Linked DNA regions of Homo sapiens: region 2 is linked to region 1. Evidence: read pairs that join two places in POLR2A ChIA-PET (ENCODE). Cell type or tissue: CD4-positive, alpha-beta T cell. All regions are shown on one strand. Each heading gives the region's core, and the rest is flanking DNA. Links, peaks and the distances in the headings are about the cores only.

Region 1 (14,806 bases), core at 2,478-10,477:
TGCAGTGAGCTATGATTGTGCCACTGCACTCCAGCCTGAGCAACACAGCAAGACCCTGTCTCAAAATAACTAGCTAGCTAGCTAAGTAGCTAACTAACTTTACTGCTTCTTGAGATTCCTATCCCTGGACATTTAAAAATACATTATTTAAAAAAATGCATTTCCTATTTTTCTGGCTTAGAGAAAGATCATTTTCCTTCATATCTTTCTGGCTTTAAAAATATTACTCTGGGGTGGCTGCTGTGGCTCACACCTGTAATCCCAGCACTTTGGGAGGCCAAGGTGGGAGAATCACTTGAGTCCAGAAGTTGGAGACCAGTCTGGGCAACACAGTGAGACCGTCTCTATAAAAACAAACAATTACTCTGAATGGGAGAAGAGGCTGCTGAAGGCCACAGTGGGGAGCAGGGCGCAGACACCCCTGGCACAGTGCCGGCCAGTGGGCACCCCCAGCCTGACTCTATTTGCCAGAGGCTGAAGTCCAGAGGGGTTGAGGGGAGAGCACGGCAGGTCCTGGGGCCCCTCCCCCGCCTTGATCCTAGGGCGCCCCTGACCTTTGAGCCGGCTCGGGTTCCGGCTCTGGCGCGTGCACACTCGCCTCGCCGTTCGGGACCAGCCAGATCGCGGCGGCCTCGCGGGCGGTTTGGTCGGTGAGGTCTTGGCCGCGCGCGGCAATGCTGAGGCTGCTGGCGTCCGGGTGCGCCCGGGGCCCGGGGCCCGGCGTGGGCGCGCGTCCTGCCGCAGGGCTCTTTCATCCGGGGCGCCGCCAGAGCCGCCAGGCTTCCGACGCGCCCCGGAACCAGCCCCCCAGCCCCGAGTTCGTGGCCCGGCCGGTGGGCGTCTGCTCCATGATGCGCCTGCCGGTGCAGACCTCCCCCGAGGGGCTGGACGCTGCCTTCATCGGGGTGCCCCTGGATACTGGGACCTCCAACCGGCCTGGGGCGAGGTAAGGCCGGAAGGACGGGGGCCGGGTACACGTGGAGGGACTGCTTGCTGGCTGTCGGGCATGGAAAGCACCGAGACAGGCGCCCCTGCTGGCCCCGGGTCGAGTTGGAAGCTGGTGGCCGGCTCCAAAATGCCCCTTATGGTTTGAGATGGTTGATTTACCTGGACCCTCAATAAGCAAACCCCAGGGCTCAACATGGGCGTGGCCTCCCACATCTTAGTGTCATCATTGGTCAAGAAGGGATTTTGGCCGGCCCGGTGGCTCATGCCTGTAATCCCAGCACTTTGGGAGGCTGAGGCGGGCGGATCACGAGGTCAGGAGTTCGAGACCATCCTGACCAACATGGTGAAACTCTGTCTCTACAAAGGTACAAAAAAAAGAAAAAAAAAGCCGGGCATGGTGGCGCGGGCCTGTAATCCCAGCTACTCGGGAGGCTGAGGCAGGAGAATCGCTTGAACCCGGGAGACGGAGGTTGCAGTGAGCTGAGATTGCGCCACTGCGCTCCAGCCTGGGCAACAGAGTGAGACTCCGTCTCAAAAAAAGAAAAAAGAAGGGATTCTGGAGCCTGAACCTTCTCTGTGTCCCCATCCTGGGGCCTTGCTGGGATGGCTGCTGTGGATTCCTCCCCTCTCCTCTCCCCAGCTTACAGTGGCAGGTGACATTGCATTTGAGAGCAGAAACTGGCTGCCCCTTCCCCAAATCTGAAGATGTCACCTGACTCAAGAAATGCTCAAATGAAGGCAATTTTCCTAGGATCAAGTCGGAGGAAGCAAAATTCATCTTCCTAGTTATTGAACGTCAGCAATTTCTGATTCAGCTCAGCAACACTATATCTGACCGTACTGATCTGAATTATGAAAGCCAGCACTTATTAAATGTCTCCTAAGTGCAAGGTGCTTTGCATAGATTACCTCATTTAATTTTTACTACAGTGCAAGGTAAATATTTTACAAATTAGGAAACTGAGACTCAGGTAGATCATGAAATTCACTAATGCCATTTAGTACACTTATTTAGTCTCTTCGATACATAGCCTAGATCGGTGATTCTCAAGTGGGGCGGTTTTGCACTCCGGGGACATTTGGCAGTATCTGGAGGCGTTTTGGGTTGTTACACCTTGGAGGAAGGGTGCTACTGGCACCTAGTGAGTACAGGCCGGGATGCTGCTAAGCATTCCATTATGCAATGCCGCGACACGGAATCATCTGGCCCCAAATTGCTGAGGCTGAGAAGCCCTGGCCTAAGCAAAGCCTGAAATCTCTGCAGATGATGGCTGACAGGATGATTCTTCCTTCTGCAGATTCGGACCTCGCCGCATCCGGGAAGAATCAGTGATGCTTGGGACAGTCAATCCTAGCACGGGGGCCCTCCCCTTCCAGTCCCTCATGGTTGCAGACCTAGGCGATGTGAATGTCAATCTTTACAACCTTCAGGACAGCTGCCGGCGAATTCAAGAGGCCTATGAGAAAATTGTAGCAGCTGGCTGTATTCCTCTGACCTTGGGTAATGTCAGTCTGCAAGAGCCAGAGTAGTTCCCTGCACTCAGGGTTTACTTATCCTGTACTCAGGGGCTTGAGTACAGCTACTTCTCCCCTGCAAGCCACTGCAAATGTGCAGACAGTAGGAAAGAGAGCATTGTAATTCATTTATTTTAATCCCTGGGGAGAGAATATTTCACGTGTGTGTGTATGTGTGTGTGTGAGACAGTCTCACTCTGTTACCCAGACTGGAGTGCAGTGGTGCAATCTCGGCACATTGCAACCTCCACTTCCTGGGTTCAAGCAATTCTCCTGCCTCAGCCTCCCAAGTAGCTGGGATTACAGGCGCCCACCACCATGCCTGGCTAATTTTTGTATTTTTGGTAGAGTCGGGGTTTTGCCATGTTGGCCAGGCTGGTCTTGAACTCCTGACCTCAAGTGATCCGCCCACCTTGGCCTCCCAAAGTGCTGGGGTTACAGGCATGAGCCACCGCGCCTGGCCAAGATGATGTTTCTAATGACTTTATTTGCGAGGAGAACTGCAAAGAGGGTGTTTTTGTCCTGCTCAGGGTCTACATCAACCTATAGGGCAGCTTTCCCCTTATCCTCACCCCTGACCCACTCTCACTTTTTCTCTTGTTCACAAATACTTAAAATGACAGGGATCTTTTCCTAAATATCCAAATTCATTTTTGCCAAGTTAGAGAGCCTAGCCTGCATGGCATAGTGGGAGGAGTGTGGTTTCCCGATGGCATGGTTTGAAGTCTCAGCTGCACTTCTCCCTAGCAATGTTGCTGTATACCGTGCTTGATGCTTCACACCCTCACCTGTAAGATGGGAATGATCACAGTAACACCTACTCACTGCATGATGTGAGGGGCATATAATGAAAGTGCACATGAAATGCCCAGCATCAAGCATGGCATATCTTTTTTTTTTTTCTTTTTTTTTGAGACAGAATTTCACTCTTGTTGCCCAGGCTGGAGTGCAATGGCACGATCTCGGCTCACTGCAACCTCCGCCTCCCGGGTTCAAGCAATTCTGTCTCAGCCTCCTGAATAGCTGGGATTATAGGCGCCCGCCAGCATGCCCGGCTAATTTTTATATTTTTAGTAGAGACGGGGTTTCATCATATTGGTCAGGCTGGTCTCGAACTCCTGACCTCAGGTGATCTGCCCACCTCGGCCTTCCAAAGTGTTGGGATTACAGGCGTGAGCCATTGCGCCCGACCTATGCATGGCATATCTGAAGCTTCAATAAATGTTAACTGTTATTATTATCAGAAAGAATACTTTCCTAGGTCTGTGCTGTCCAGTAAGGTAGCCACTAGCCACATGTGGCTACTTAAATTCTTTTTTTTTTTGAGACAGAGTTTTGCTCTTGTTGTCCCGCTTGGCTCACGGCAACCTCCGCCTCCTGGGTCCAAGTGATTCTCCTGCCTCAGCCTCCTGAATAGCTGGGATTACAGGCGCGTGCCACCACGCCCAGCTAATTTGTTGCATTTTTAGTAGAAATAGGGTTTCAACATGTTGGCAAGGCTGGTCTCGAACTCCTGACCTCAGGTGATCCGCCGCCTCAGCTTCCCAAAATGCTGGGATTACAGGCGTGAGCCACCACGCCCGGCCTAAATTCAAATTAATTAAAATAAAATATTCAGTTTCTTAAGTCATATTAGCTACATGTATGTCACATGTGTGTCACATGTGGATAGTGGCTACCATATGGGCCAGTGCAGATAGAACATTGTCATCATCATAGAAGGTTCTATTGAACAGAGCTATTCTAGGCATTTTCCTAGAATACTGTGAAAAGGCAATTCCTAGAGTAGCTCTTAACTTGTCTAATTTCCTCTTTTATTTATTTATTTTTGAGACACGGTCTCACTCTGTCACCCAGGCTGGAGTGCAGTGGTGCCGACATGGCTCGCTGCAACCTTGCCCTCCCTGGGCTCAGGTGATCCTTCCACTCCAGCCTCCCGAGTAGCTGGGTCTACAGGCGTTTGTCACCATGCCCAGCTAATTTTTGTATTTTTTGCAAAGACGGGGTCTTAATGTATTACCCAGGTGGACCTTGAATTCCTGGGCTCAGGCGATCTGCTTGTCTTGGCCTCCCAAGGTGTGAGCCACTGCGCCTGGTCTATTTTTATTTTTATTTTTTAGAGACGTGGTCTTGCTGTGTTGCCCAGGCTGGTCTCAAACTTCTAGGCTCAAGCTATTTATTTATTTATTTTATTTTATTTTTTGAGATGGAGTTTCACCCTTGTTGCCTAGGCTGGAGTGCAGTGGCGCGATCTTGGCTCACCGCAACCTCCGCTTCCTGGGTTCAAGTGATTCTCCTGCCTCAGCCTCCAGAGTAGCCGGGATTACAGGCATGCGCTACCATGCCCGGCTAATTTTGTATTTTCAGTAGAGACGGGGTTTCTCCATGTTGGTCAGGCTGGTCTTGAACTCCCAACATCAGGTGACCTGCCCGCCTTGGCCTCCCAAACTGCTGGGATTACAGGCATGAGCCACCGTGCCCAGCAAGCTATTCATTTTTTTGAGATAGTGTCTTACTCTGTCGCCCAGGTTGGAGTGCAGTGGCACGATCACAGCTTACTGCAGCCTTGACCTCCCAGGCTCATTCAGCATCCTGCCATTCTATAAGATCTTACTGTAGCTGTGGTTATAACTCCCCCCAGGCTGAAAGGGTGAAAATTGAGTTAAGATTATTCAGCTGGGCATGGTGGCTCATGCCTGTAATCCTAGCACTTTGGGAGGCCAAGGCGAGTGGATCACTTGAGGTCAGGAGTTTGAGACCAGTCTGACCAACATGGTGAAACTCCGTCTCTACTAAAAATACAAAATTAGCCAGGTATGGTGGTACACACCTGTAATCCCAGCTACTCGGGAGGCTGAGGCAGGAGAATCGCTTGAACCTGGGAGGCAGAGGTTGCAGTGAGCCGAGATTGTGCCATTGAACTCCAGCCTGGACAACAGAGCAAAACTACATCTCAAAAAAAAAAAAAAAAAAAAAAGATTATTCTATGTAATCCTCCAATTCACTTTCCAGATGTTTTCTTCTTCCTCTTTGCAGGTGGAGATCACACAATCACATATCCCATATTGCAAGCGATGGCAAAAAAGTAAGTCTCAAATGGCTTGGGCCCAGCAAGATTTCAAAAGCCAGAAGCTAGGGAATGAGTTATTTGCTGTTTGGTGGCATTAGGTGACTGCTGCTGGCTCAGGTTATGAGCTGCTTCTGGGGATCAAAATTAAGGTTGAGCTCCAGGTGTCTCTGTCAGTCAGCAGCTAGAAGCCAAGACAATTTATTATTAACAGTTCTGGCCACCCTCCCTTGCCCTAGATCTCTCCTGGTATGTGTGCTCAGCATTTTCAACTTGCTTCTGTTTTTGGAAGATGAGCCTCTAGTGAAATACACAACCTCAGTTAACTTCAGTTTCTGTTTTGCTTCAATGGCCAAAAACAAACACTGACAGGCACAATGGTGGACCTTGCTGAGAGGCCCTTGTTTCCTCCTGAAAGGGCACCTTTCTCAATCAAAAGACTGATTTGCCAGTAGTGGAAGTCTACCCAGGATTGGCCGACTTTGGCTAATTTAGTTTGAGAAAGAGACAGAAGGACCCGGGTGGAGGGTGGCAGCTCCAGAATGTGTCTGTGGAAGCACATGTGGGTGGCATTCTGGTTGGAGGTGGGAGGGTGCAGGTCTTTGCTCAAAGCTGCATTTATTCCTCACGGATTTGGATCAGATGTTTATTTTGGGTGGCTGGCAGGGGTTGATGGAGGTTATGGAGAGAGCTGGATTAAAGCTTCCTCTTCCTCGGTTGGAGAAAGGGTGTGTCTTGGTTTAGTTAAGCCTTCAGCCAAGCTCCCCTGTGCCACCACCCTTGATTCTCATCCTGTCTCTAAGTGAAGCAAATTCTGGGTGATAGGTGTGGGTGGCAGCCAAAACATGTCTATTTCCTGCCTGACTTCTGTGAGTTTATTGTTCCTCTGAGATGCAAAGTGATCTCAAGAAGACAGGAACCAGTTGCAAGGCAGAAAACGGATGCCAGGTCTCCCCTTTTTGGCTGTGAATTGTCACCAAGTTTTGGTGGCCCGAAGGGTGGCTGTGCTAGGGCCCCACAGGGAGGGTTGGCCTCTGAGCTGCCCTGTTGTCATCAGGCATGGCCCAGTGGGGCTGCTGCACGTGGATGCGCACACGGACACGACCGACAAGGCCCTAGGAGAGAAGCTCTACCACGGGGCGCCCTTCCGCCGGTGTGTGGATGAGGGTCTCCTGGACTGTAAGCGTGTGGTGCAGATTGGCATCCGGGGCTCTTCCACGACCTTGGATCCCTACAGATACAACCGGAGCCAGGTGACAGACCGAATGCCCCCCACCCTTGCCCCTCAAAATGTCTTCCTCTCCGTTGCCTCACCAGTGGCAGCCAGGGATTGAGCGGGGGCTTTACTAATCAAGTCTGAAGCAGGGATACAAGGCTGAGTTTGCATCATCAGGGGCATAAGGAGCATAGGAGTGAGGAAGTTGGTTTATGGGCCATGGGAAGTCTATCGCTGGGCGGGGGAGACAAGCAGAAATCGACCAACCCCTCGGACGGTGCTGGCTTAGAAGAGGGGAGGAGGCCGGGCACAGTGGCTCACACCTGTAATCCCAGCACTTTGGGAGGCTAAGGTGGGTGGATCACCTGAGGTCAGGAGTTCGAGACCAGCCTGGCCAACATGGTGAAACCCCGTCTCTCCTAAAAATACAAAAATTAGCCAGGTGTGGCGGTGCGCACCTGTAATCCCAGCTACTCGGGAGACTGAGGCAGGAGAATTGCTTGAACGTGGGAGGTGGAGGTTGCAGTGAGCTGAGATCGCGCCACTGCACTCTAGCCTAGGTGACAAAGTGAGACTCCATCTCAAAAGAAAAAAAAAAGAGGGGAGGAAGTCCGGACCCAAGATGAGTTGCCACCTTCTTAGTTCTGGTCCTCGTACCCTCTAGGCAGAATGGCTCTCAGATAGACGTGTATGACAAGACCCCAATGGAACAGACCCAAATCCCTTGCTTTTAGAGCGTGCCAAGGCCAGTCTTCTGGACAGAGCAATTCAAAAGGTGCTAGCGTGAGCTGCTGTTTCCCACTCTTGCTTTAGCAAAGCTTCTCTCTGATTCCAACTCCATCAGTCAGCTTTGACCCTGCTTCCTTACCACTCATTGTCCCTCCCTTCCTCACCTGTAAAATAGGATAGTTCCCTCTTCATGGAGATGGAGGGTCAAGTGTCATGTGCACACAGAGCTGAGCATGGGGCTGGCAAACAGGAAATGCCCTGTAAATGCTGCCAGACAGAAACCTCAGTCCCTGTCTCTGCAGGGCTTCCGGGTAGTCCTGGCTGAAGACTGCTGGATGAAGTCGCTGGTTCCTCTGATGGGGGAAGTCAGGCAGCAGATGGGAGGCAAACCCATTTATATCAGCTTTGATATTGACGCTCTGGATCCTGCCTATGCGCCAGGGACAGGGACACCTGAAATTGCTGGTCTCACTCCTAGTCAGGTAAGGAGATTCCACCAGTGAAGATCCTGGGGGTGGAGACACTTAACACCCATTTTCCTGGGACTTGAAGCGAATCTTTAGGAATCAGGATAGGATTTTTGTTTGTTTGTTTGAGACGGAGTCTCACTCTGTCGCCCAGGCTGGAGTGCAGTGGTGCGATCTCGGCTCACTGCAACCTCCGCCTCCCAGGTTCAAGCGATTCTCCTGCCTCAGCCTCCTGAGTAGCTGAGATTACAGGCACATGCCACTACGCCCGGCTAATTTTTGTATTTTTAGTAGAGATGGGGTTTCACCATGTTGGTCAGGCTGGTCTTGAACTCCTGATCTCGTGATCCACTCACCTCGGCTTCCCAAAGTGCTGGGATTACGGGTGTCAGCCACCGCGCCTGGCTGCCAAGGTAGGATTTTAAGAGCAGAGCACCTAGGCCTTTTCTGTTCTCTGGGCTGAGGATAAGTTTGAATACCCTCTTACTGAAGGGTGATTGATTTTGGCAAGGGCCTTCATTTCCTATCTGGGATATAATAGTCCCTTATTTTGTCCTTTATTTGCTCTTCCTGCCTTCAGTTCATCTGTCATGAAAACAACAGTTCATAGGAACAACATTATAGTATCCTCTCTTAAGAACACTAAACTTGGCCGGGCACGGTGGCTCACGTCTATAATCCCAGCACTTTGGGAGGCTGAGGTGGGTGGATCACGAGGTCAGGAGATCGAGACCATCTTGGCTAACACGGTGAAACTCCGTCTCTACTAAAAATACAAAAAAATTAGCCGGGCGCGGTGGCGGGTGCCTGTAATCTCAGCTACTCAGGAGGCTGAGGCAGGAGAATGGCATGAACCCGGGAGGCAGAGCTTGCAGTGAGCCGAGATAGAACCACTGCAGTCTGGCCTGGGCGAAAGAGTGAAACTCCATCTCAAAAAAAAAAAAAAAAAAAAAAAAAAAGAACACTAAACTTGGCCAGGTGTCGTGGCTCACGCCTGGAATCCCAGCACTCTGGGAGGCCGAGGCGGGTGGATCACAAGGTCAGGAGTTCGAGACCAGCCTAGCCAAGATGGTGAAACCCTGTCTCTACTAAAAGTACAAAAATCAGCCCGGCACGGTGGCAGGCGTCTGTAATCCCAGCTACTTGGGAGGCTGAGGCAGGAGAATTGCTTGAACCCTGGAGGCGGAGGTTGCAGTGAGCTGAGATCGTGCCACTGTACTCCAGCCTGGGCAACAGAGCAAGACTCCACCTCAAAAAAAAAACCAACCAACCAACCAAACAAAAACACTAAACTTGGCCGGGCGCAGTGGCTCACACCTGTAATCCCAGCACTTTGGGAGGCCAAGGCATCAGGCGGGTGGTTCACCTGAGGTAGGGAGTTTGAGACCAGCCTAACATGGAGAAACCCCATTTCTACTAAAAATACAAAATTAGCCGGGCATGGTGGCGCATGCCTGTAATCCCAGCTACTCGGGAGGCTGAGGCAGGGGAATCACTTGAACCTGGGAGGCTGAGGTTGTGGTGAGCCGAGATCATGATATTGCACTCCAGTCTGGGCAACAAGAGTGAAACTCCATCTCAAAACAAACAAAAACACTAAACTTATCTTTTTAGGGTTAAATTTAAATAAAAGTGCATACAACGGGCCAGGCGCGGTGGCTCAGGCACTATCCTCAGCACTTTGGGAGGCCAGGGTGGATGGATCGTTTGAGCCCAGGAGTTTCAGCCCAGCCTGGGCAACATAGTGAGATCCCATCTTTACTAAAAATAAAAATAAAAATTAGTCTGGTGTGCTAGTGTGCACCTGTAGTCCCAGCTACTAGGGAGGCTGGGGCAGGAGGATCAACTGAGCCTGGCAGGTCAAGCCTTCAGTGAGCCGTGATCATACCACTGCACTATAGCCCGGGTGACAGAGACCCTGTCTCAAAAATAAATAAATAAATAAATAAATAAATAAATAAATAAATAAAAGTGCATGTGATGGCACAATTACCTGCCAAGGTAAGCTCAAGAGTTTTAGAAACACCCAAATAAAGCTCCAATAATGTGTGCTGGGAGTAAATGCACGGGGGCAGAATGGTTATGACTAGAATCTCCCCAAGGGCAGGACCTATGTATTGTTCCCTACCTTGTCCTTGGAGCCTAGGACAGTGCCTAATACAAATAGTAGGCACTCAAAGACATTTGAGAGTAAATGAATGAAGACTGCTTAAACCTAATCAAGTACCTTACATCCTCTAAGATCTTAAAGGAGGGTGGCCATAACTCTCTCTCTTGAAATGGCTGTAACCATCCTCTCTTCTCATGAGGGATTTCTGAAACACATTCCTCATCCCTCTGCTTAGCAACCTTCTGGGCTTTTCACCTGCAGGATGGGAACCCTTTCAGACAAGGTCACTCTCTTCCCATCAGTCTCCCTCACTTACTCTGTCTTCTGGCCACATCTTACTACCTGAACTTTTCCCATCTTGGTGCCTTTGCCTGTGTTTTTCCCTCTGCCTGGCCTATCCCTTGAACTGGGTATTTCCACCTTGGGGAAGCCTTACCCACCTCTCCAGGCTATTACCTATGCTGATACCATTCTGGGCTTGCTTTCCTTGAAGCCCTTGGTGCATGACATTGAAACGATTGGTTTCCTTGTCTCCATCACCACACCATGCAGCCCTGAGGAGCAGGGACTGTGTACGCATTATCTGTTTCTCTGGGAGGCCTGCCAGTGTGCCTGGCAGTCAACAAATGTTTATGGAGGGAAAGCCAATTCCAAGTCAAAGGGTGGCGTGGGCTGGGAAAAGCTCTACTGGGTGCTTTTCACTGTAAATGATTACCACTGTGGACAACTCAGTCTTGATCTTGAATAGGCTCTGGAGATCATCAGGGGTTGTCAAGGCCTGAACGTGATGGGCTGTGATCTTGTCGAAGTTTCACCACCGTATGATCTTTCTGGTGAGTAAGCAAAGAGACTGAGATCCATGGGCAGCCGGTAGCTTAAATTACACGAAGCTAGTTAATAAGTAGAAAATGGGGCCAGGCATGGTGGCCCAAGCCTGTAATCCCAGCACTTTGGGAGGCCAAGGTGGGCAGCTCACCTGAGGTCAGGAGTTCAAGACCAATTTGGCCAACATGGCGAAACCCCATCTCTCTAAAGATATAAAAATTAGCCAGGTGTGGTGGCACACACCTGTAATCCCAGGTACTCAGGAGGCTAAGGCAGGAGAATCGCTTAGAACCTAGGAGGCGGAGGTTGCAGTGAGCTGAGATTGCGCCACTGCACTCCAGCCTGGGTGACAGAGCGAGACTCCATCTCAAAAAAAAAAAAAAAAAGATGAGTCCCTTATATGACTTGGGGAAGCAGCTGAGCATGTCCAATGGTGAAGAAAACACACCTATTACTGCACACCTTACAAACATGAGCTCATTAACCCTAACAAAACCCCCAGGAGGTAGTTAAGTATCATTAGCTTGCCCACCAATCAGCAGAAGAGAAAGAAACCAGCCTGTAGTCTAGTGACAGGGTGGCCCAATCCCCGTCTCCTTTGATGTTTCATTGCAAAGTGAATTCTAAAGCATAAATAATATATGTTAATATTTATCAAATAGGAACTTAGCTGGTTAAGATCTTCAAAGCAGACGCCATCCCAATAATTTTAATGTAGACAAACTTATGGAATTAGGCCTATCGACCTCAGAGGATAGATAATACAGTACACATCATTATTATAGGTTCTCCTTTGGGAAAAATCTGTTCTCAGAGTAAACAAAGAACTTTCTGAATTTTAAAATATGATTCCCAAATGATGCTTGATGGAGGCAGAGAGCCTGGGCAAGCGTGTTCACAGCTGGCGGGCACCCTAGAGGGGTGCACAAGACAGGGCTCTGGAAAAGGAGGCACAAGGGGAAGAGAAAGCTGAGGAGTCCCAAGGCTTGGCTCAGCGGGTCGTCTGCAGGGTATTCATGTGAGGTTTTACTTTTTCTTAGGGAACACAGCCCTGCTGGCGGCTAACCTGCTGTTTGAGATGCTATGTGCTCTCCCCAAAGTGACAACCGTCTGAGTCTTGTGCTCTTCAAGACAAAACAGATTGCGTCGCTGACAAGTTCTCAAGAAGAACTTATGAGTAAGCAGTCTGAGAACTAAAGAGTTTATGCCAAGAAAACTTTCTGCTGAAAGTGTCATTGCTGGCTGTGAAGTCGGGATAATCAGTAGAATTCTCACCCAAACAGCAACATTTCTAAGGAACTTGGATTAATTGGGGGAAAAAAAAAGGAGTACTTGTACTGCTTTGATTTTTTTTCCTTTGATGAAAGATGGAGGATAAAGGGGAAGTGAGGAGAATTTCTTTCAAGATTATCTAAACATTAGAAACATGACATTTAAAAAAACTATGAAATAATACTGTATAAGCATTCCATATTTCTATATCTTCCTTTTAAACATTTTTTTTTTTGAGATAGAGTTTTGCTTGTCACCCAGGCTGGAGTGCAATGGCATGATCTCGGTTCATTGCAACCTCCGCCTCCCGAGTTCAATCGATTCTCCTGCCTCAGCCTCCTGAGTACCTGGGATTACAGGTGCCTGCCACCACGCCTGGCTAATTTTTGTATTTTTAGTAGAGACAGGGTTTCACCACATTGGCCAGGCTGGTCTTGAACTCCTGACCTAAGGTGATCCGCCCGCCTCAGCCTCCTTAAAGTGCTGGGATTACAGGCATGAGCCACCGCACCCAGCCGCTTTTTAAAATTTTGATGATCTGCTTCCTAGAGTATTGAGTATCTTCCTTTAAACTACAGCTCCTCCTCGGACGCTGCAGTGAGCTGAGATCGCACCACTGCACTCCAGCCTGGGTGCCAGAGCAAGACTCCATCTCAAAAAAAAAAAAAAAAAATACAGCTTCTCCTATGAGGTGCTTAGGGCTGCATCTTGGTTTTAGGACCACTGTGAACGTAAGTAAAAAGTATAAAGTAACACGGAGAGCCTAATGAAGAAACTTCTTGCTCAGAGGCCTAGAAGGGTACACAAAATGTCTTCTAAACTAGAAAACCTAAGGCTGGACACGGTGGCTCATGCCTGTAATCCCAGCACTTTGGGGGGCGGAGGTGGGCAGATCACTTGAGGTCAGGAGTTCGAGACCAGCCTGGCCAACATGGTGAAAACCCATCTCTACTGAAAATACAGAAGTTAGCTGGGCGTGGTGGCGCGTGCCTATAGTCCCAGCTACTCAGGAAGCTGAGGCAGGGGCATTGCTTGAACCCGGGAGGTGGAGGTTGCAGTGAGCTGAGGTCATGCCACTACACTCCAGCCTGGGTGACAGAGTGAGACTCCGTCTCCAAAAAAAAAAAAAAAAAAAAAAAAGCAGGCCGGACCCAGTGGCTCACGCCTGTAATCCCAGGCCTAGGCGGGAGGATCACCTGAGGTCAGGAGTTCAAGACCAGCCTGGCCAACATGGTGAAACCCCGTCTCTACTAAAAAACAAAACAAAACAAAACAAAACAAAAAAACCCCAGAAAACAAAACAAAACTGGAAAATGTCAGCTGGGCTTTTTTTTTTTTTTTTTTTTCTGAGATGGAGTCTCGCTCTGTCCCCCAGGCTGGAGTGCAGTGGCCCGATCTTAGCTCACTGCAATCTCCGCCTCCTGGGTTCAAGCAATTCTGCTGCCTCAGCCTCCTGAGTAGCTAGAATTACAGTCATGCGTCACCACGCCCGGCTAATTTTTGTATTTTTAGTAGAGACGGGGTTTCACCATGTTGGCCAGGCTGGCAGCTGGGCTCTTAATGTTACTTATTGTAACTCACTTCCTGTAAGACTCAATCTACTCTTCAAGTTGATGTACCCTCTATGACTGTAATTCCTGAAATCTGCAGTTATGCTGTGGTGATCTTAAGCGTGTCTTGAGTTCCATGCAAATTCAATTCTGTTGATAATGTGTCCATAATCAAATCATCATCTTGCAATGCAAGGGCTACCCCATAATTATCAGACATTAAAATAGTTTATTTCTTTTTCCATTCTGTAATCTTAAAATAACATCAGCTTCAGTGCCTGTTCACAATACAAAAAAAGTCAAAAAACAAAAACAACACCCAAAACATAAAAAAGAAACAATTTGCCAAATAAGTTATTTGTTCCTAAGAGTATCAAAAGTGCAAAATATTCACCTTCTTTTCAGATCTCTCCCAAGCATAATTATCCTCCTTGACAAACTGAACAGACAGATTCAGCAGCTGCCACACTGCACTTGTTTTTAGGGGACAATGTCAGACAGGTGGATGTGAACTACAGTTCCTCTGTAAAGATGTTTGGCATCAGCTTTTAAAGAATTCTAGTTAACAAAACAGGTCTGAGTATGTGCTTCCAATCTCTATTCCCAAACAAAGGAAATCACTAAAAAAACAGATCACACTTCTTTTTATAACAGAAAAATATTTATGTAATGATGGCAGCTGCAAATTGATTGGGATGTTAATAAATAAAAAGGAACAAGTATCAACAAGCTGCAAATGAGGAAGAAACCAACCTACCTGAAAACTACAACCAAATTCTCATGGCTAATAAGTGATGGCAGTGAGACCATGGCCCCTAATGGAAGTTAGGGCAGCCTCACCCACTGAAATGTTGTTTAGTTGGAGCTGATAGCCTCAGTGTTAGATAAAAATTGTGCAACACCTGAGCAACAAATTTTTTTTTTTTTTTGGAAATTGGCATGTATTCTGCAAAGACTTGTTTTAGGCCAGTTTTACCCCATCTGCTAAACGCAATGCATAGTCTGTATCAACCAGAAGAACCCATCTCTAAAAACATCAATGTTGATAGTCAAAGACCACTGTGTTAGAACCAAAATCAGGTCTTGTATGATTACATACATCAGACA
Region 2 (14,806 bases), core at 2,668-10,667, 120 kb before region 1:
CTAAGGATACCTAAGAAACCTTGCCCGGCCCGGCCTGGCCTGGCAGGTTCGACTCTCCTGTGATGCCCAGGGAGAAGGCCGCCAGGTAACAGCAGCCTCCCTGTGGGCTCCATGGAGACCAAACGTTATTTACACAAGAGTGTTTGGAAGAGCCTCAGCAGGACAGGTCTAGGAGGTGGAAATCCAAAAACAGAATAGACCCCACCTGAGGGCTGGGCGCTGTGGCTCACGCCTGTAATTCCAGCACTTTGGGAGGCTGAGTCAGCGGGAGTATTGCTTGAAGCCAGAAGTTTGAGACCAGCTGGGCAATATAGCAAGACCCTGTTTCTAGCAACTTTTTTTTTTTTTAAAGTTAGCTGGGCGTGGTGGTGCATACCTATAGTCCCAGTTACTCGGAAGGCTAAGGCAGGAGGATTGCTTGAGCCCAGGAGCTGGAGGCTGCAATGTGCCATGATCACACCTCTGTACTCCAGCCTGGGCAACAGAGTGAGACCCTGCCTCGAAAAAAAAAAAAAAAAAAAAGGCTGGGCACGGTGGCTTATGCCTGTAATCCCAGCACTTTGGGAGGTCAAGGTGGAGAGATCACTTGAGGTCAGGAGTTCGAGACCAGCCTAACCAATATGATGAAACCCCATCTCTACTAAAAATACAAAAATTAGCTGGGCGTGGTGGTGCACATGCCTGTAATCCCAGCTACTTGGGAGGCTGAGGCAAAAGAATTGCTTGAACCTGGGAGGCGGAGGTTACAGTGAGCTGAGATTGTGCCACTGCACTCCAGTCTGGGCAACAGAGCAAGGCTACATCTCAAAAAAAGAAAAAAAAAACCCACCTGAAGAATGGGTGGATTACCACCCACCTCACCTCCAATCACCTCTTTAAGGATTACATCCACGATGGCCACAGCTAAATAAGCTCATCTCAACCTCCGAGCCAGACTGCACTGCAGGGGCCCTCTTGGTCCACTGAGTCCTGGAGGCTGCCCCTCACATGGCGATGCTGTAGGTACAAGGTGGGTGAGGACGCGTCCCATGGAAAGTGACATGCCACTGCCCACCTTGCGTCTGGGAATTCTACTCACAGCATGGTCACTGGTTGGGCAAACTGCCCCTCTGGTCTCACAGACATTCCTCCCTTACAAGGCAGATCCCCAGGGGAAAGGTGGAGCTCAAGCTACCTGCTGTCATTTACCTTTGGGCGACCCGTCCGTATCAGTGACAGCTGGAGAAGGGCCATGTGGTTGCAACTACTGAATGTCCCTTCAGGGAGGCCACCATAACGACTACCCCCCCGAGCTTGCATCAGCAGTTTGCTGCAGCTTCAGGCGCAGCCTCTTGTGAATGTAAGGGAAGGGCCAGTGCTCGACATCCATCCCCTCAGAAAGACACAGGGAGCAGAAAATAAACAAACAAGTGAGGCAGGCAGGCTGGGGTCTTTTTTCTTTTCTTTTTTGAGAGGGATTCTCGCTGTGTTCCCCAGGCTGGAGTGCAGTGGCGCAATCTCGGCTCACTGCAAGCTCCGCCTCCCGGGTTCACACCATTCTCCTGCCTCAGCCTCCCAAGCAGCTGGGACTACAGGCGCCCGCCACCACGTCCAGCTAATTTTTTTTGTATTTTTAGTAGAGACTGGGTTTCACCGTGTTAGCCAGGATGGTCACGATCTCCTGACCTCGTGATCCACCTGTCTTGGCCTCCCAAAGTGCTGGGATTACAGGCGTGAGCCACCGTGCCCGGCCAGCTGGGGTATTTTAAGTCTTAGCCAAGCTTCCTAAGACTAATAATACCTTTTTTTTTTCTTTTTTCTTTTTTTGAGATGGAGTTGTGCTCTTGTTGCCCAGGCTGGAATGCAATGGCACGATCTTGGCTCACTGCAACCTCCGCCTCCCAGGTTCAGCCGATTCTCCTGCCTCAGCCTCTCGAGTAGTTGGGATTACAGGCACCTGCCACCATGCCCAGCTAATTTTTTGTATTTTTAGTAGAGATGGGGTTTCACCATATTGGTCAGGCTGGTCTCAAACTCCTGACCTCAGGTGATCCACCTACCTCGGCCTCACCAAGTGCTGGGATTACAGGAGTGAGCCACCGCACCCAGCTAATAACATACCCCCACCCCCTTTTTTTTTTTTTTTTGAGACAGAGTTTCACTCTTGTTGCCCAGGCTGGATTGCAATGGCATGATCTCGGCTCACTGCAACCTCCGCCTCCTGGGTTCGAGCGATTCTCCTGCCTCAGCCTCCTGAGTAGCTGGGATTACAGGCGTCCACCACCAACATGGCTAATTGTTTTGTATTTTTAGTAGAGACAGGTTTTCACCATCTTGGCCAGGATGGTCTTGAACTCCTGACCTCATGACCTACCTGCCTCGGCCTCCCAAAGTGCTGGGGTTACAGGCGTGAGCCACCGCGCCCAGCTAATAACACCCCATTTTCATGTGATCCAAGGAATAAATCACTACTGCCAGCAGCACTTCTGCAGAGACTCTCCTCTGCGATCTAAGACAAGGCTGGGTGCTGGCCAGGGCTGAGGAATTTCATTATCGAAGAGCAGAAGAGCCCTTAGAAACCATTTGGTTAGGAAGCAGAGTTTCCTGGGGCCTCCCATTCAGTAAGAATGTCCTGCCCTGTGCAGAAGGGTGTGTGAAGGGAGTTGGAGTTAAGGAGAGGGAGAGGGAGAAGTTATCAGTGAATGAAACTGACTACTGAATGTAATGAAAATCAGAAAAATAATCACTTAGCCACAACCCTCATTTTATAGGCAGGGAGACCGGAGCCCAGGGAGACAGGGGCACTTCCTGCACACCCTAGCTCTGGCCAGCGTCCTACTACTGTACTGCAGAGTCTTGGCCAGGTGTGCTCACACACAGGGGTAGCTACTTCTGGAGCTCCTTCTGCTTCATCCCACCTGGAGATAAAGCAGTCAGGACATCAGCTGCCACCACCCCAGAAGTGCTCATCCGAGCCTGGGTGACAGAGCGAGACCCTGTCTCTAAAAATAAAATTAAAAAAACAAAACAAAACAAAAAACTGAGCAGGGCAGAGCAGCAGGGGCCATGGGCTATCCCCAGGGCTTCAGCGATGGGGCTCTGCAGGATTTAGGGGACCACATCAGGAATGTCCCAGTTGCTTCCCTCCTAGACAACATGAGATGTCAACAGAGGCTTCAGCTGCTGGGTGCCTGCCGCTTCACCAGCCCCAGGGAACTGCAATGCTTCCGATGTACACTGCTAATTTTATTTTTGTTGTTTTTTTTTTTTGAGATGGGGGCTCACTATGTTGCCCAAGCTGGAGTGCAGTGGCTCATCACAGGCACAATCATAGTGCACTACAGTCTCGAACTCCTGGGCTCAAGCAATCCTTCCACCTCAGCCTTCCATGTAGCTGGGACTATAGGCGCACACCACCATGCCCAGCCTACTCTCCTAGATTAATATATTTATGTAATATAATAATAGAGATGGAGTCTCACTATATTGCCCAGGCCAGTCTTGAACTCCTGGGCTCAAGCGATCCTCCCACCTTATCATCATACCCGGCCCACTCTCCTATTTATTTATTTTAATAATAGAGATGTGGTAAAGACACATGCACACATATGTTTATTGTGGCACTATTCACAATAGCAAATACTTGGAACCAACCCAAATGTCCATCAATGATAGACTGGATTAAGAAAATGTGGCACATATACACCATGGAATACTATGCAGCCATCAAAAAGGATGAGTTCATGTCCTTTGCAGGGATATGGATGCAGCTGGAAACCATCATTCTGAGCAAACTATCACAAGGACAGAAAACCAAACACTGCATGTTCTCCTTCATAGGTGGGAACTGAACAATGAGAACACTTGGACACGGGGCGGGGAACATCACACACTGGGGCCCATCGTGAGGTGGGGGGCAGGGGGAGGCATAGCATTAGGAGAAATACCTAATGTAAATGACGAGTTAATGGGTGCAGCAAACCAACATGGCACATGTACACCTATGTAACAAACCTGCACACCTATGTAACAAACCTGCACATTGTGCACATGTACCCTAGAAATTAAAGTATAAAATAATAATAACAATAATAAAATAATAGAGATGGGGTCTCACTATATTGCCCAGGCTGGTCTCAAACTCCTGGGCTCAAGTGATCCTCCTGCCTTGGCCTCCTAAAATCCTGGGATTACAGGCATGAGCCACTGCGTCAAGCCTACTCCCCTAATTTTAAAATCCTTCACCTGAGGTTCCACTGCACCATAGCCTAGAAAATATTTCATTCTCAATGGCAATCAAATTATAGTGAATTATAGAGCAAGAAAGCCCAGAAATCACCCCCGCATAAGAACCAATCAGAGATCTTGCAATTCAAAAACAATGAGGCTAGTTGCTCTATATGAAAAATGTTGGCCAGGCACAGCGGCTCACACCTATAATCCCAGCACTCTGAGAGGCTGAGGTGGGTGGATCACCTGAGGTCAGGAGTTCAAGACCAGCCTGGCCAACATGGTGAAACCCTGTCTCTGCTAAATATACAAAAAATTAGCCAGGTGTGGTGGTGCGCACCTGTAATCCCAGCTACTTGGGAGGCTGAGACAGGAGAATCACTTGAACCCAGGAGGCAGAGGTTACAGTGAGCCAAGATTGCACTATTGCACTCCAGCCTGGGCATCAGAGCAAGACTATGTCAAAAAAAAAAAAAAAAAAGAAAGAAAGAAAGAAAGAAAAAGAAAGAAAAACAAAAATGCTGTTGGCTGGGAGTGGTGGCTCACACCTATAATCCCAGCATTTTGGGAGCCCAAGGCAGGAAGTTCGCTTGAGCCCAGGAGTTCAAGACCAGCCAGGGCAACATAGCAAGACCCCTGTCCCTACAAAATACTAAAAAATTAGCCAGGCCTGGTGGCACACACCTATAGTCCCAACTACTTGGGATGATGAGGCGGGAGGATTGCTTTAGCCCAGGAGCTTGAGGTTGCAGGGAGTTATGGTTGTGTACTGCAGCCTGGGTGACAGAGCAAGACCCTGTCTCTAAAAATAAAAAATAAAAAATAAAAATAATATTAAAAAGAAAAATGCTGTCCTTCAGCGATGTCTTAGAAGGGCAGTCAATGCCCCTAGCCAGGAAGGGCGTGTGCCCAGACTGGGTGGCAACCTGGGTCTGGTAAAGTCCCCCAACGTGTAGAGCTGTCATAAAGGGTTTATCCACCATGGGACTGCATCGATCTTTAAGCAAGTTTGGTGAAATCAATGCTTCTTAACCATTCATTTGCCACTAAATACAGCAGCTAATTGCACAGGTTTCTTTGCCCACCTCCGAAATTACTGCTCATTAGTCCTTCTGCTGGAGAGTTGGTAGACTCTCTGCTTTACTGGCAGCTCTATTGAAAGATATGCAGGGGGTGACCAGCCTGGGCAACATGGCGAGACCCTGTCTCTACTAAATGTACAAAAAAAAAAAATTAGCTGGGCATGGTGGCATACACCTGTAGTCCCAGCTACTTGGTAGGCAGAGGCTGCAGTAGCTGTGATTGCACCACTGCATCCCAGTCTGGGTGACAGAGTGAGACCCTGTCTCAAGAAAAAGAAAGACATGCAGGGGGAAAGCTGGAAAAAAGCAGGTACTTGAATTATCTGTGCATTTCATTTTTCTGTGGATTTCATTTTTCTGTGCTTTCTTTGTGGTGTAGGAAAAATGACAGCTGAAAGTGACTAGCCTACTTGGGCACAGATCTCTAGCATAATTGACAGAACATGGTTTCCAAAAGCAGCTAAATGCTTCCTCTTCCCGGAAGGGGAGTGTGCAAGCCTCAAGGTACTATGATTACTCTGGCTGAGAACTCAGCACAGGGATTGACTTCTTACGGAGGGACCGAGGACTCCTCTTAAGGTGGGGAGAAAACTGCTAAGAGGTTCTGCCAAGGGGCCCCTCAGCGAACACCAGAGACCTAGAAGCCAGCCAATGGCCTGAAAAACAGAGTGCACACGATTCTACTCCATTCTTCTACTGCTGGGACGGAAGCAGGAGCTGGCAGAGACCCTGAGCTCGGTTTTCTGAGCTCTGCACGCTCAGTGTTGTGTGTGGCACTGGCGGAGGAGAAGGGAGTTTTTCAAAGCCTCATTTTAACCAGGCTTTCAAAGCACAGAAGCTTCAGCTGGCGTGTTCATCTTTCACTTCCCTTTTCCTCTCCTGTGCCTACACCACCACCTCATGAGTGCCTCCCCCACCCAGACAACCCAAGTATGGCCAAGGGAAATGCTCACTCTGTCACTGTCTAAATCACAATGTTAGGCTGGGGGATCCTGGGGGGACCCTTGCTGCCATTCCAAGGCCCGTGCAATACAGTCAGATATTCTACAGGCTGAAAACGTAAATACAAGGCTAGAAAGCATGATGGACCTTCCTGGATTACAAATCCATAATGGATAGTAAAGGACATTAGGGAGGACTTGGGGTGTACACCTATCCCACTGCAATTTGTTTGATGTCTGTCTCCTCTTCCAGAATGTCTGCCCCACGGGGGAAGGAGCTTGGTAGGATTTGCTCACTGTTGATTCCTATGACGAGAAGAGTGCTCAGCACATAATACTCACTCAACAAATATTTGTGCCCAGGCGCGGTGGCTCATGCCTGTAATCCCAACACTTTGGGAGGCCGAGGCGGGCGGATCACCTGAGGTCAGGAGTTCGAGACCAGCCTGACCAATATGATGAAACCCCGTCTCTACTAAAAATACAAAAATTAGCCGGGCGTGGTGGCGGGCGCCTATAATCCCAGCTACTCGGGAGGCTGAGACAGGAGAATTGCTTGAACCCAGGAGACGGAGGTTGCAGTGAGCCAAGATTGTGCCACTGTATTCCAAGCCTGGGCAAGAAGAGCAAAACTCCGTCTCAAAACAAAACAAAACAATAAAAACAAATATTTGTTAGGTGGTTTTATGGAGGACTGGCCCCCAGACTTGACCCATGGGGACGTGTTATCTGTTACTTCAAGACCAACACCATGGAGAAGGAAAAGGGTCAGAGAAATGGGAAAGAGCAAGAGCCAGAAAATGGTTTGAATCCCAGCCCTGCTCCTTGTGAGCTTAATAACCTCTGGCAGTTTACTTCTCTAAACTCCATTCCCTCATGTGTTAAACAGGCATCGGGTGGGTGTGGTGGCTCATGCCTGTAATCCCAGCACTTTGGGAAGCCAAGGTGGAGAATGGCTTGAGCCCAGAAGTTTCAGAGCAGCCTAGGCGACATGGCAAAACTCCATCTCTACAAAAAAAAAAAAAAATATAGAAAAAATTAGTTGGACGTGGTGGTGCACACCTGTAGTACCAGCTATTCAGGAGGGCTGAGGTAGGAGGATTACTTGATCCTGGGAGGTCGAGGCTGCAGTGAGCTGAGATCACACCACTGCACTCCACCCTGGGTGACAGAGCAAGACCCTGTCTCAAAAAACAAACCCCAAGGCCAGGTGCGGTGACTCACACCTGTAATCCCAGCACTTTGGGAGGCTGAGGCGGGCAGATCACCTGAGTTGGAGACCAGCCTGGCCAACATGGTGAAACCCCATCACTACTAAAAATACAAAAATTAGCCAGGCGTGGTGATGGGCATCTGTAATCCCAGCTACTTGGGAGGCTGAGGCAGGAGAATCATTTGAACCTGGGAGGCAGAGGTTGCACTGAGCTAAGATGGCGCCACTGTCCTCCAGCCTGGTGAAAGAGCGAAACTCTGTCCAAAAAAACCCCAAAAAACCCAAAGTGCCCCGACATCATGGGCCACTGACCCAGGAAACACATGTAAACATGCCAACTGTAGGGCCTGGCATGTAACAGGTGCCGAATAAACTAAATGTTAAGGATTCATGTGGTTTTATTACTCCCCTTCCTCTCAACATGTTCAGGACTCTCATGCCTCAGCAGTCTGTGAACACCAAAAACAACTTGGAGCAAAAGTGTGAACAATGAAGGTTGATTACCCTCAAAAATTAAGTTTGGAGATTTTTGTGTATTTCAAGCACGCATCAGTTCCTTCCTTGTACTCGCATAATATTGGGTTTCTCAGAATCTGTTAGTTCCAACTGTTAAATACAGTTATCTGGGGAGGAAGGGAATTATAAGAAACTAATACCTTCTTCCTTATGTATTTGTGCAATGTTTGTAGACACTTATGGCAAAGGAGGAAAAGATAAATTACAAGTACACAGCATGAGGCCAGGTGCGGTGGCTCATGCCTATAAGCCCAGGACTTTGGGAGGCCAAGGCAGGTGGATCACTTGATGTCAGAAGTTCAAGACCAGCCTGGCCAATATGATGAAACCCCGTCTCTACTAAAAATACAAAAACTAGCCCAACATGGTGGTGCCTGCCTGTAATCCCAGCTACTTGGGAGGCTGAGGCAGGAGAATCACTTGAACCCAGGAGGTGAAGGTTGCAGTGAGCAGAAATCACACCACTGCCCTCCAGCCTGGGCAACAGAGTGAGACTCTGTCTCAAAAAACAAAAAAAAAAAACAAAACAAAATACACAGCATGGAGGAGAATATCTGTGTAGAGGGCCACCTGCTTCACTGGCAAGAGGTTAGGAGAAGCTCTCAGGACCCTGGATGGTTTCAATAACGGATAGATCAATGGCCTAAACTTTAATCTCCCGCGGAAAGGACTCTCCCAGAAATCATCCTTATTCACCTGCCTCAAATGGAAGTTCTAGGATGTTTGCACCTGGAATGAGCAACACCAAGGAGGATAGGGCTGGAAAGGAGACTTCACCCAAACCAACCGGCCCTGCTGCCTGGTTTAGACCCTCAAGGAGGAGAGCTCGGGGCCCAGAGTTGCTCATTCTCTATTGCATGGCAGTTCCCAGATCCCAGGCTTAGAAACCTGTTTTTTTGTTTGTTTGTTTGTTTTTTGTGTTTTTTTTTTGAGATGGAGTCTCGCTCTGTCGCTCAGGCTAGAGTACAGTGGCGCGATCTTGGCTCACTGCGACCTCCACCTCCTGGGTTCAAGCGATTCTCCTGCCTCAGCCTCCTGAGATGGGATTACATGCATGTGCCACCATGCCCAGTTAATTTTTGTATTTTTAGTAGAGACGGGGTTTCACCATGTTGGTCAAGCTGGTCTCGAACTCCTGATCTCGTGATCTGCCCGCCTGGGTCTCCCAAAGTGCTGGGATTACAGACATGAGCCACCACACCTGGCCAAGAAACCTGTTTTATCAGCAGAGGTGGCAACCCAGAGAGCTTTCTGTCATGAGAAAAGCTCTACTGCTTCCGTTGGACAGAAGGGCACTGCCAGCTCCAGCAGCAACACACTCCTGCCGTGGTGGTGAATCCTGATGCCTGAGATGGGCACTGGAGACTCCTGAGGTAGGAATGACCCAGCCAGGAGCCCCACAATCCCTGCAAATGCCAACCTTCTTCTCCCCACAACTGTCACGAACTGAACACCAGCTCTTGCCTTTCCACATTAAGGCTTGTGTGGACCACTCTGCCTCTTACTCAATGTTTCCAGACCTAACATTTGTGTCAGCTGGCAGCAGAATTTTAGTTTTGCTGGGAATTTCTTTTCACACTGGGCTCCAGCTGGATGAGTTCTGAGGGAGACCACTGCTCCATCTGAAGCTCCGGAGTGTTAGCCATAATGGCAGAATGACCACAGACAGTCAGCCCCGTCTGAACAGCCTGTTGCTGCCAGATGGTGACCTGTTTCTGTTAAACCCCAGTGAGTTTCTGCCTGGCCTCAAATCATCACACAGGGCCTTTCAATCTGGATAGGCCTAAGCCATGGCCAAACCATGGAGAGAGCGAGCCCAGGTTGTTCTGTGATGGGATGGAAAGGACCACACAGTGTCACAAGGTTTCCAACAGAAACCTGACGTCAGAGAAGCATTTCGTAAAAGGAGAACCATATCTTAAAAGTGAACGGGCATGGGTCCGGGTGAGATGGCTCATGCCTGTAATCCCAGCACTTTGGGAGGCCAAGGCGGGCGGATCACTTGAGACCAGGAGTTCAAGACCAGCCTGACCAACATGGTGAAACCCCATCCCTACTAAAAATACACAAATTAGCCAGGTGTGGTGGTGGGCACCTGTAATCCTAGCTACTCAGGAGGCTGAGGCAGGAGAATCTCTTGAACCCAGGAGGTGGAGGTTGCAGTGAGCCGAGATTGCGCCACTGCCCTACAGCCTGGGCAACGGAGAGAGACTTTGTCTCAAAAAAAAAAAAAAAAGTGTGGCTAGGCACGGTGGCTCGCGCCTATAATCCCAGCACTTTGGGAGGCCAAGGCAGGTGGATCACTTGAGGTCAGGAGTTCAAGACCAGCCTGACCAACATGGTGAAACCCCATCTCTACTAAAAATACAAAATTATCTGGGCATGGTGGTGCATGCCTATAATCCCAGCTACTTGGGAGGCTGAGGCAGGAGAATCACTTGAACCAGGGAGAAGGAGGTTGCAGTGAGCCGAGATCGTGCCACCGTGCTCCAGCCTGAGTAACAAGAGCAAAACTCCATTAAAAAAAGAAAAAGTGAATGGGGCATGGACACAGTGGCTTGCACCTGTAACCCCACACTTTGGGAGGCTGGAGTGAGAGGAAGGCTTGAGGCCAGGAGTTCAAGACCAGCCTTAGCAACACAGGGAGACTCAGTCTCTACAAAAAAACCAAAAAACGAAAAAAGTGAATGGGCAGGGCTCAGAAAAAGCAGTTATCACTTCTCCACTAGTATCTCCTCCTGAGCCTGGGTGGAGTTACTCATGGGGTCAGGATCCCTCTGTGCACGACATGGTTTCCGGGTTAGGGACCTTCAGGTCCCTCCCCGCCCTCACCAGACAGCCTTTACTCTGGGAGAGAGGAAAGAAGGGAAATAGCTACTGAGAATTTAGGAAAAGGAGGAAGAGGAGCAGGCAGAAGGCACACTGACCCTTAACACTTCAGTTTGTAACGTGTGTGTAGATACTATTTTATGTAAATCTTTGTCCTGGTGACTCAGGTCCTTAGGGATTTTGAGAACATTTAAAACTCTTATGAGTTTTTCTGTAAAGCCACAGAGAACAAAACTATTGATCTAAACCAAATAGTCAATACAATTTTTACATCTACCTACCTACCAGTCCCTCTCCAGGAATGAGCTACCCCAGCTAATTTTTTTTTTCCCCCGCCGAGACAGGGTCTCACTCTGTCACCCAGGCTGGAGTGTAATGGCATGATCCTGGCTCACTGCAGCCTCGAACTTCTGGGCTCAAGTGACCCTCCTGCCTCAGCCTCCTGAGTAGCTGGGACTATAGGCATGTGCCACCATGTCCACCTAATTTTTTATTTTTATTTTTGAAGACACAGGGTCTCATTATGTTGCACAGGCTGGTCTTGAATTCCTGGACTCAAGTGATCCTCCCACCTCAGCCCCGCAAAGTGCTGGGATTATAGTTGTGAGCCACTATGCCCACTGCCTCGCCTCCCCGCCCCCAGCTAATTTTTTTGTACTTGCAGATCTAACCTATCTCAGGAGTAGAAAAATGAGAAAAAGTTCACCATGCAAGGCAGCCTTTTCAACTGCACAGACAGGCTGGGCTGAACAACAGCTGTGGCTCATTCACCAGCGCCAGTAAATCCCGATCCCGACTAGGGACTGGGAGACTCCTGCTCAAGGCAGTGTGCCTGGCCAGAAATAGAACTTCACTCAGAGCCGACGCCGGTGAGGCACTGTCTGCCCAAACCGAAGTGGGTGGGAGACTGAGGCGAGAGAAGGTTGTCAGGACCCAGGAACTGAGAGATGGTTACCCTATTACAATTCATTTATCCCTTTTAAAGGGTAGGAGAACAGGGGCAATTACTTTTCATTTTATGTACTTCTGAGCTATTTGTGTGTTTTTAAAAACAACTATTTTCTTAGAATAATTTTACGGCCAAGTGCAGTGGCTCATGCCTGTAATCTTAGCACTTATGCAGGCCGAGGTGGGAGGATCACCTGAGCTCAGGAGTTCGAGACCAACCTGGGCAACATAGTGAGACCTTGTCTCCACACTAAAAAATTAAAAATTAGCTGGACGTGGTGGCATATGTCTGTAGTTCCAGCTACTCAGGTGGCTGAGGCGGGAGAATCGCTTGATCCCAGGAGTTGAAGGCTACAGTGAGCCATGATGGTGCCACTGTACTCCAGCCTGGGCCACAGAGTGAAACCCTGTCTCAAACAAACACACACACAAAAAGAATCATTTTTCATTCTCTTATCCTACTCAGTGTCCCTTGCAGGATGCAATGTCATTGCCTTAGGGAATCTTCCCTGATCGTCTCCAAAGCAAACCTCCCTGCCAATTCTTTATCACATTGCTTTAATGCCTTCATAATGCTTACCATGATCTGAAATCATCTCTGTATTTGTCTACGAATTTATCACCTTCTTTTTCTTCTAGAATGTCAGCTCCATGAGGGCAGATACTCATCTGCCTGTTCATATGAACCTTCCTAGGGCCTATGATGGTGAGGTTCTAGGGAAGGTGCTCACTAAATAGTTTTGAATAACTGAATACAGGGACACATGATGGGATTTACAAGTGTCCACATTCACTCCACAAGCCTAATGTGCAAAAACACAGCTACAATAGAGATTTGGTTAACTATAGCACTGGTGCACCAACTTCTCTGGAAGTAATCCCTGGCCTACCTTGGCAAGGACTTTTTCATATGAACACATGCGTCGTATGCGAACTACTGCCTGTGGGCTAAAACCAGCCTGATACCTATTTTTGTAAATAAAGTTTTATTGGAACAAAGCCACACTCATACACATTTGGTTGCTTTTGAGCAGAACTGAGCAGTTTCAACAAAGACTATACGGCCTGAAAATATTTGCCATGTGGCCTTTTAAGAAAAAGTTGGAGCTTGAAGAAACAGCAGTGTAGTATAAGACTCTCACTGAAGCCGGAGGCAGTGGCTCACGACTGTACTTTGGGAGGCCAAGGTGGGTGTATTACTGGAAACCAGGAGTTTGAGACCAGCCTGGCCAACATGGTGAAACCCTGTCTCTACTAAAAATACAAAAATTAGCAGGGCGTGGTGGTCTGTGCCCGTAATCCCAGCTACTTGGAGGTTGAGGCACGAGAATTGCTTGAACCCAGGAGGAGGGGGTTGCAGTGAACCAAGATCATGCCACTGCACTCCAGTCTGGGTGACAGAGCAAGACTGTCTCAAAAAAACAAAACAAAAAAAAAAAAAACCTCGGCTGGGTGCGGTGGCTCACACCTGTAATCCCAGCACTTTGGGAGGCCGAAGCAGGCAGATCACCTGAGGTAGGGAGTTTGAGGCCAGCCTGGCCAACATGGCGAAACCCTGTCTCTACTAAAAATACAAAATTAGCCAGGCGTAGTGGCTCATGCCTGTAATCCCAGCTACTTGGGAGGCTGAGGCTCGAGAATCACTTGAACTTGGGAGGCGGAGGTTGCAGTGAGCTGAGATCGTGCCACTGCACTCCAGCCTGGGCAACAAGAGCGAAATTCCGTCTCAAAAACAAAAACACAAAAAACACCACCACTCACTGAAGACTGCACAAGGGTGATCTGCAGAGTCCACAGAGACGCTTGCAAGTAGTAATGGTGGCTTTTATTTAGGCCTGACTGTAAGCAAGGTATTGTGCTAAGTGCTGTAAGTGTGTTCTCTCATATAATTGAATTATCATTATAGCATTAGTAGAAGGTTCTCACTGCTGATGCGAACAGTGGTCCAGTCATCTGCCAGGATCGAGATGGTCAGTTACAAACCCAGACCCAAGTCTGCATACCGCTGAAGCCTGCGTTTGTGTCCACTAGGCTACATGGCTTCCACAGAAAGCACCTTCCAGCCGCATCTTGCAGAACCCTTGGCAATCTTAAGACAGGTCCCTCTTAAGACAGGTCACGCCTGTCCTCGGAAGACCATCTGGAAGGCCCCACTTCCTTGGGGATGCCTAGGCTGTTTCTTCTGTCTTGAATGCCTGCTTCTTCTCTTTCTCTGAACTCTACCAGTATTTCTTTCTTTCTTTTTTTTTTTTTTTTGAGACGGAGTTTCGCTCTTTTTGCCCAGGCTGGAGTGCAATGGTGCCACAACTCACCACAACCTCCGCCTCCCGAGTTTAAGCGATTCTCCTGCCTCAGCCTCCCGAGTAGCTGGGATTACAGGTATGCACCACCACACCTAGCTAATTTTGTATTTTTAATAGAGATGGGGTTTCTCGATGTTGGTCAGGCCGGTCTCGATCTCCTGACCTCAGGTGATCCGCCCGCCTCGGCCTCCCAAAGTGTTGGGGTTACAGGCATGAGCCACCGCGCCTGGCCAGGAGGTTGCTTCTTATGGCATATAGTCTTTGCTCATTCTGCAGGCATATGCAGCAGACACACCAGCTCCTCAAAAACAGAACTTGGGAAAATCACTGCCTGCCTTCCCTCCCCTGGAGAAGATGTTATTTAGTAGAACCACATGCTGATTCAAAAATGCCAAAGCTGTCGTTGACTTGGACATTTCTCTTTAACAAATCGGCAACCACAGGCTTTACTGGCAGCATCTGGGATGTTTCTGCTACTAGCTCCCTTTCTAGAATTGAATATGAATTGAATTTGCTATTGTTATCATTTCCTTTTTTTTTTTTTTTTTTGAGACAGAGTCTCCCTCTGTCACCCACGCTGGAGTGCAATGGCGCGATCTCAGTTCACTGCAACCTCCACCTCCCAGGTCAAGTGCTTCCCTGCCTCAGCCTCCCAAGTAGCTGGGACTACAGGCACGCGCCACCACACCCAGCTAATTTCTGTATTTTTGGTAGAGATGGGGTTTCACCATGTTGGCAAGGCTGGTCTTGAACTTCTGGCCTCAA

The links. ChIA-PET counts read pairs that join two places held together with the same protein. Peaks named below come from ENCODE experiments on the same cell type or tissue, not always from the same donor. Only the 100,000 strongest peaks of a DNase experiment are listed, where the experiment ranks them.
Region 2: POLR2A ChIA-PET joins it to region 1 with 12 read pairs; 12 of 35 experiments call an interaction of 5 or more read pairs at or near these places.

What each region holds. Positions count from the first base shown.
Region 1 is chr1:15,570,836-15,585,641 of GRCh38, reverse strand. It overlaps AGMAT (agmatinase (putative)), which reads left to right and starts at 591. Exons shown (of 7, transcript NM_024758.5): 1 at 591-946; 2 at 2,247-2,449; 3 at 5,500-5,548; 4 at 6,588-6,783; 5 at 7,778-7,957; 6 at 10,801-10,885; 7 at 11,918-13,943. The coding sequence starts at 675. The coding sequence ends at 11,991. It overlaps DNAJC16 (DnaJ heat shock protein family (Hsp40) member C16), which reads right to left. Exons shown (of 15, transcript NM_015291.4): 15 at 13,909-14,806. RefSeq lists a silencer at 609-938 and an enhancer at 1,049-1,098. In CD4-positive, alpha-beta T cell, for the core only: no CTCF peak of the experiment used is centred there; a DNase peak (open chromatin) is centred at 6,401; H3K4me3 peaks cover 749 bases; H3K27ac peaks cover 4,102 bases.
Region 2 is chr1:15,688,434-15,703,239 of GRCh38, reverse strand. The region is part of intron 1 of PLEKHM2 (pleckstrin homology and RUN domain containing M2); the gene reads right to left. Among named protein-coding and RNA genes, the nearest start is that of PLEKHM2, 12 kb to the right of the region's middle. RefSeq lists enhancers at 5,925-5,994, 6,065-6,124, 6,135-6,184, 6,195-6,244. In CD4-positive, alpha-beta T cell, for the core only: no CTCF peak of the experiment used is centred there; a DNase peak (open chromatin) is centred at 6,119; H3K4me3 peaks cover 1,121 bases; H3K27ac peaks cover 2,197 bases.